Linked DNA regions of Homo sapiens: region 2 is linked to region 1. A link is a loop called in an ENCODE intact Hi-C map of the cell type or tissue named here. Cell type or tissue: HCT116. All regions are shown on one strand. Links, peaks and the distances in the headings refer to the core of each region. The heading gives the core; the rest is flanking DNA.

Region 1 (2,913 bases), core at 272-2,771:
TCTCGCTCTGTCGCCCAGGCTGGAGTGCAGCGATCTCGGCTCACTGCAACTTCCGCCTCCCGGGTTCAAGCGATTCTTTTGCCTTAGCCTCCCGAGTAACTGAGATTACAGACGCCCGCCACCACGGCCGGCTAATTTTCTTTTTAAAAAATTTTTAGTAGAGACGGGGTTTTGCCATGTTGGCCAGGCTGGTCTTGAACTCCGGACCTCAAGTGATCCGCCCACCTCAGCCTCCCAAAGTGCTGGGATTACAGGAGTGAGGGGATTCTGAAGTTTTAAATGTAAGAAGCTTCTTAGACCAAAACATTTGAGCCCCTCTGGCCTAGAAGTGACACTGCTTACCTGGGGGAGGAGCCCTGGGCTTGTTCGCTGCTCCATCTGCAGCTGGCAGCCCAGCACCTGGCATGGAGAAGACACGCAATAAGTGAACGGTGAATCAGAAGGGACCACTGGGTTCACTCAGCCGGGTTCTGAGGGCCTTCTGTGTACTTGACACCACAGAGTGTGGGACCTGGAGTTCGTCCTCCGGGATAGACCACACCGTTTAAGCTCCATCGGCTAGAGAGTAATAATAACAACCAACACAAACTCAAGCATTTGTGCTGTTCTACGTGCTTTACATTTGTTAACTTGTTTATCCCCCCTACCCTTCCAGGTAGGAATTGTCTTTTGCATTTTACAGACGAGGAAACAAACACAGAGAGGCGAAGGTCACACGGGTGGAGTCAGGGGTGGGAGTTAAGACTGGCAGCCTGGCCGCAGGATTTGTGGGGGCGCTCCTGTCCCAGCCACCAGGGAGAGCAGTGCTGTGGTGCTGGGTGGGGCCTGTCAAGCCATGGGGTCAGGTAGGCCCCTGGAGGGTGAGGAGGAGCTGACCATGTATGGGCAGCGGGGATTGTTCTAGGCGGAGACCGCTGTAGCGAGGACCTATCCCCTGTGACACACGAGTGGCCCTTCAGGATGCCATGCTGGGCTGGAGGGTCGCAAAGGCCTCAGACTCCATGATTTTGTCCTAAGGGGAGTGTGGGGCCTGGAACCCAGTGACTGTTCAGACATATGCCTCCTTCCTGCTTCTAACATAGCCGGATTGTTGTCTTACTTATTATGTGTATTGCGTATTGTCTGTTTCCCCGCCCATACCCCACTGTAAGCTCCGCAAGGCAGGGATCTTTGTTTTGTTCATTGTTATATCCCTAGCGCCTGGAACAGTGCTTGGCATACGGTAAGAGTTCAGAAACGCACGAAATGAGTGGATGAGAGCTGAGTTTGGGACGCCAGTGAGCCGCTGGGTTGAGGCCCAGGAGGTCGTGGGATGTGCAGCGAGTCAGCCTCTCAGGAGGGCAAAGGACCAAGCTCTGTCCTCCTCCCGATCTAGGCTGAATCAGCCCACGGTCCCCCGGGTGGAGGAGTTTTCTGCCAACGTGCCAGGTGGACCCCTGCAGCGTCCGCAGCCCAGCCGGGCACGGGCGGGACGGCAGGCCAGGCGCTGCCCCAGCCTCCCGCGGAGTTATCAGCACATCCGCGGGGCCGGGCGCATTTCTGCCAATAGGTGGCGCCGCAGGACAGCTTTCTCACGCGGCGAGACTCCAAGGCCTCAGCTGCGCCCACCCGGGCTAGGTGGGGGTGGGGGTCCGGACGTCCTTCTGCCTCGGCTGGCTCCTTGCAGCCAGCACCGTGTGGCCCCGGCTTCCTGCTGTCCCGCACCCCCTCCCACTCTCACCCTGGCCTGGAGGAGTGGCTGGGGAAGCTGAGGCAGAGCCACCAGGCTGGGCTGCCCAGGGCGGGGGGCGAGGTCCCTTCCTGAAAAGTGTGCAAATGACAGCTGGGAGCTGTGTGACCCCAGCAATCCCTTAACAAAGAGTGCCTCAGTTTCCTCATTGGTTGGATGGGGCTTGGCAGGGCAGCATCCCCCTTCTAGGAGAGGTGTGAGAACCGGTGGATCAATACCGTGCCGTGTGGGCCGGGCCTGGGTGGGTCTGCGCCCAGGGACTGCGTGTAGAGGGTGCTACAGCGCTGCCATGCTACCTGCTCCCTCTGGGCAAGACGGGATGGGCAGGGGCAGCCACTGTTGGGCCCAAGCAGATCACCCCACAGCCCGCATTTGGGCACCTGCGACCTGCCAGTCTTGACGTTGGCCCTGATGGGTCAAGCTGGGGGAGGGGGAGGGGGGTTGGGCAGCTGCTTCCTGTCTCCCTGTGGGAGGGCGGGTCATGAGGTCTCCCAGGCTAGTTCCCCACCTGGCATGACCCTGGATGAGCGGCTTCACTGCTCTGAGCCTGTTTCCACACTGGGTCCCTGCCTGCCCCTGATCCCCGCACTGAGGCTTTTGGCCACACAGAGGAACCATCGCCATAAAGGGCCCTTCGGCCCCCATGCCCTATGTCTCCTCCCAGGCTCCGTGAAACAGCTTAACTACCCTGGGCCTGGGAGGCTGAGAGGCAGGTGGCTTTCTGCAGGGCTGTGCAGCCCTTCAAGAACAGAGTCAGGACTCAAGCCCAGGTCTCCGGGTCCTAAGCAAGAGTATGTGTGTGGCCCCCAGGGACCAGTGGCCCCCTGGAGAGGGGACCGTAGGGTCTCTGGGAGGTGAGCAGTTCTGGAGAGGGTGTCCTGGTGGTCTGGGGCTGGCACAGATGCCCCGGTTTCCACAAGGCCTCGGCTCACACAGCTGTGTGTCCACAGGCAAGCCGCCCTCCCTCCCCTAGCCCATTTCCTCTTCCGAGGTTTTGGGGGCTTTAGAGAGTATTGTCCAGTCCTCCATACAGGGCCGAGGCGGGAGGCGCCCGGAGCTCCTGGCTCCTGTGGTATGAAGGGAGCACTTGCTCCAGAGCCAGGCTGTACATCCTGGCTTTTCCACTTACTAGCTGTGTGACTTTGGGCAAGTCCCACAACCTCTCTGTGCCTCGGTTTCTTCGT
Region 2 (2,913 bases), core at 151-2,650, 270 kb after region 1:
GGCTGGGGGAAGAAAGGAGGTTAAAGGTGAGGCTGCAGGGGTGAGCACAGGCCAATGTGGGAAGGAGCTTACCTGCCACACTAAGTTGTTAGAACTTTATCCTAAGGGAGCTTCTCAGAATTGTGACTGATCAGAGCTTCATTTTAGGAATGTCCTAAGTCTCTAATTCTGTTTTGACCCCTGATTGCTTCCCTAACTTGCTCACCTCCAGTCCTTTCTTTACAATGCATTCACAGTCATCTTCCTACAGCAAGGATCTGGCTGTATCATGTCCTTGCTTAAAACACATCAAAGGCTCCCCATTGTTTTTCAGACGCAATAAAAACTCCTCAACATGGCTTATCCTACGTGCCACTTTGCCAGGGAAGCTCCAGGTTTACATCTGTTACCCTGGCATAATTTTTCACTTTCACTCTCTAAAGTGGCCTGACTGAACAATAAACATATGGCCACCTCTTCTACACCTGATCTTAGCCCAAAGGCCGGGAAGCAATATGGTCACCTTTACATATAAGACCTTGCTCACCTCTTCAAGGCCTCTCCTGCCATCCACCTCATCCTGAGGCTCTGCTAAACTTCCTTCCATTCTCCCAACTGGCCAAGTCTCTCTTGCCCACTCCTCCTGTTCCTCCCACCCCAGCCTCTCACATTGTTCATGCTGCCTGAGATTCTCTTCTCTCCTCACTTGGTTTGGCTCATTCTGCGTAGTAGGCAAAATAGTGCAGTGAACTGTTTTTCAAAATGTGGGTTGTGACCAATTAGTGGGTAGTGAAATAAATTTTGTGGGTCACATCTAAATTTTTTTAAAAAGTAAAATGACTAAGATAGATCAGAGTACACTGTCAATAAACATTGTTTTGTGAAACTGTGAAACTCTTGTTTTAGGGGTGTGTGTGTGTATATATATATACGTACGTGTGTGTGTGTGTGTGTGTGTGTGTATATATATACTGGGTCATGACATAAAAGGCATTTCTGACTGTGGGTCACAGTCAAAAGGTTTGAAACACATCAGCGTAGGCTCTGGGGTTACACCAGCAGCTTGGTCTAAATGCTGACTTTGCCACTTCCTAGTTCTGTGACTGAGGGCAAATTTTTAAAAATCTCTTTGTGGACTTTCTTCATCTGTCTCATAAGATTGTTATGAAGATTAAATGAGCTCGACCATTTAAAAGTACACCCAGCACACACAACATGAGTGTTGGCTACTGCTACTATCATCACCCATCCCTCTCATTCCAGCTTGGACATCACTTTCTCCAGAAAGCGCCCCCTGCTGTCCTAAGGCAGGGTTAGGTGCCCTCCTGTACATGTTCGTGTCCTCTCCCTATCCTGATACCTCATTTGTTTGATTAGGTCTGTTAAGCCACTAGACTGGAAGCTGCATAAAGGCAGGAACTTGTTCACCATTGACTACCTAGCAGTTAGCACAGTGCTTAGTACACAGTAGGCATTTAGTAAATTTCTGTGGGATGAATAACTTACCCTTTGAAAGAAACATACAGCTGTTTCATTCTAATAAAAAGTCAACTTGGAACTTCCACACTTGAGAGGTCATGGTCATTTTAATCAAGAATCTCTCAGTTTAGATTAGTCTTCGTTCTCCTAATTTGAACTGTCAAAGGGGTTGTATGACATTGTTATAATACATACACTCATTAGTAATGGGAAAAAGTTTAGGTTGGATGGCTTCTTGACCTAAAATTCATAAATAGTTCAAAAGTCAGTGTCTCTTAATATTCTTTTAATTATCACAATAATGAAAAAAGTTGGCCACTGCAGATAAAGAATGGCATGTTTAAATGTACTTACCACCCTTCTGGTCTTTTAATTGACTTCTACTGCAAGTGTGGCTTTGTTTTATTTATTCATTCTTATCAATGAAAGCCTTTAGTAGTCTCATTTATCTGTTTTTCATGCATGAATCATGCTTTCCCATATTTTTAAAGTAAAAAAGAGGGGGGAATTAAGTTTAAAAAGGTTTTAATTGGATGTCTTAATGTCAACCACATAATACACAGTTACTATGTTGATACCCTCTCGAATTTCTACAGTCAGTTCTATAATTTGAGGCACACTTTGCAATGCTCTGATGATTGATATAAAGACACTTTTAAGGAAATGTGAAGGCAGGCAGCAACTTTCCCCAAAATGGAGGACATTGTAAATGCATCCAATTTATGAACAACACACAAAAACTGTATGCAATGGCTTGAAAAGCAGCCTATATACCTAGAAGCAGCCAAAGAACACAGGCCAAAGTCAGTGCTGTGCTAGTGGCAGATTCACTAGGATATCAGAGAGTGGTCTGGGGACTCCTGGGTCACACTACTCCTTCCTAAATCAGACAAACACATAGTTACACAGTAAGTCAGATGCTGATAAGTGCTATAGAGTGAATGAGCAGAGAAGAGGGAGGAGCACCACTGGCAGTGGGAAGGTGTTGATTTTGAATAAAATGTCCAGGAAAGCCTCCCTGAGACTGTAACATCTCAACAGGATGTGAAAAGAATGAGAGCGTGAGAATGTGCCATGTGTGTAGGACTCAGAAAAAGGGCACTTCTCTGGCACACTGGAGAGGGAGCTTAAAAGCTCCATGAGATGGGACTGTCGGGATGGATCTATTACATACAATTTGCTCAGCCACCTTTTAATTGCCTTGGAGGACACTCTGTTCACTAAGGCATTTAAAAAGCATACTTTGATGGGGCACCAGCATCTCTGAAGAGCTCTGTAGTGGTTGTCATCTGTAGGCTGAGATGACCAGGGATAACAGGGATGGTGCAATGGAATTGGGTTTCCTGATCTCACTGGGAATACTGGGGTCCTGGAGCAGTAAAAGCAAATAGCAGTGCTTAACTCTTGGAGACAAGCTAGGCATGATAATCATAGTAAGCCACAGGGATGCCGTGG

What was found. Hi-C counts contacts between places; a loop is a spot of excess contacts. Peaks named below come from ENCODE experiments on the same cell type or tissue, not always from the same donor. Only the 100,000 strongest peaks of a DNase experiment are listed, where the experiment ranks them.
Region 2: it touches region 1 in a loop (16-fold over the local background); 7 of 110 quality-filtered maps call a loop at or near these places.

Annotation. Positions count from the first base shown.
Region 1 is chr22:39,533,410-39,536,322 of GRCh38, forward strand. No RefSeq gene overlaps it. Among named protein-coding and RNA genes, the nearest start is that of RPS19BP1, 2.1 kb to the left of the region's middle. RefSeq lists silencers at 1,335-1,629, 1,495-1,544, 1,605-1,694. In HCT116, for the core only: a CTCF peak has its summit at 1,552 (motif pointing right); a DNase peak (open chromatin) is centred at 1,553; H3K4me3 peaks cover 743 bases; H3K27ac peaks cover 1,281 bases.
Region 2 is chr22:39,806,974-39,809,886 of GRCh38, forward strand. The region is part of intron 5 of ENTHD1 (ENTH domain containing 1); the gene reads right to left. Among named protein-coding and RNA genes, the nearest start is that of ENTHD1, 85 kb to the right of the region's middle. In HCT116, for the core only: a CTCF peak has its summit at 1,276 (motif pointing left); a DNase peak (open chromatin) is centred at 1,278; H3K27me3 peaks cover 1,065 bases.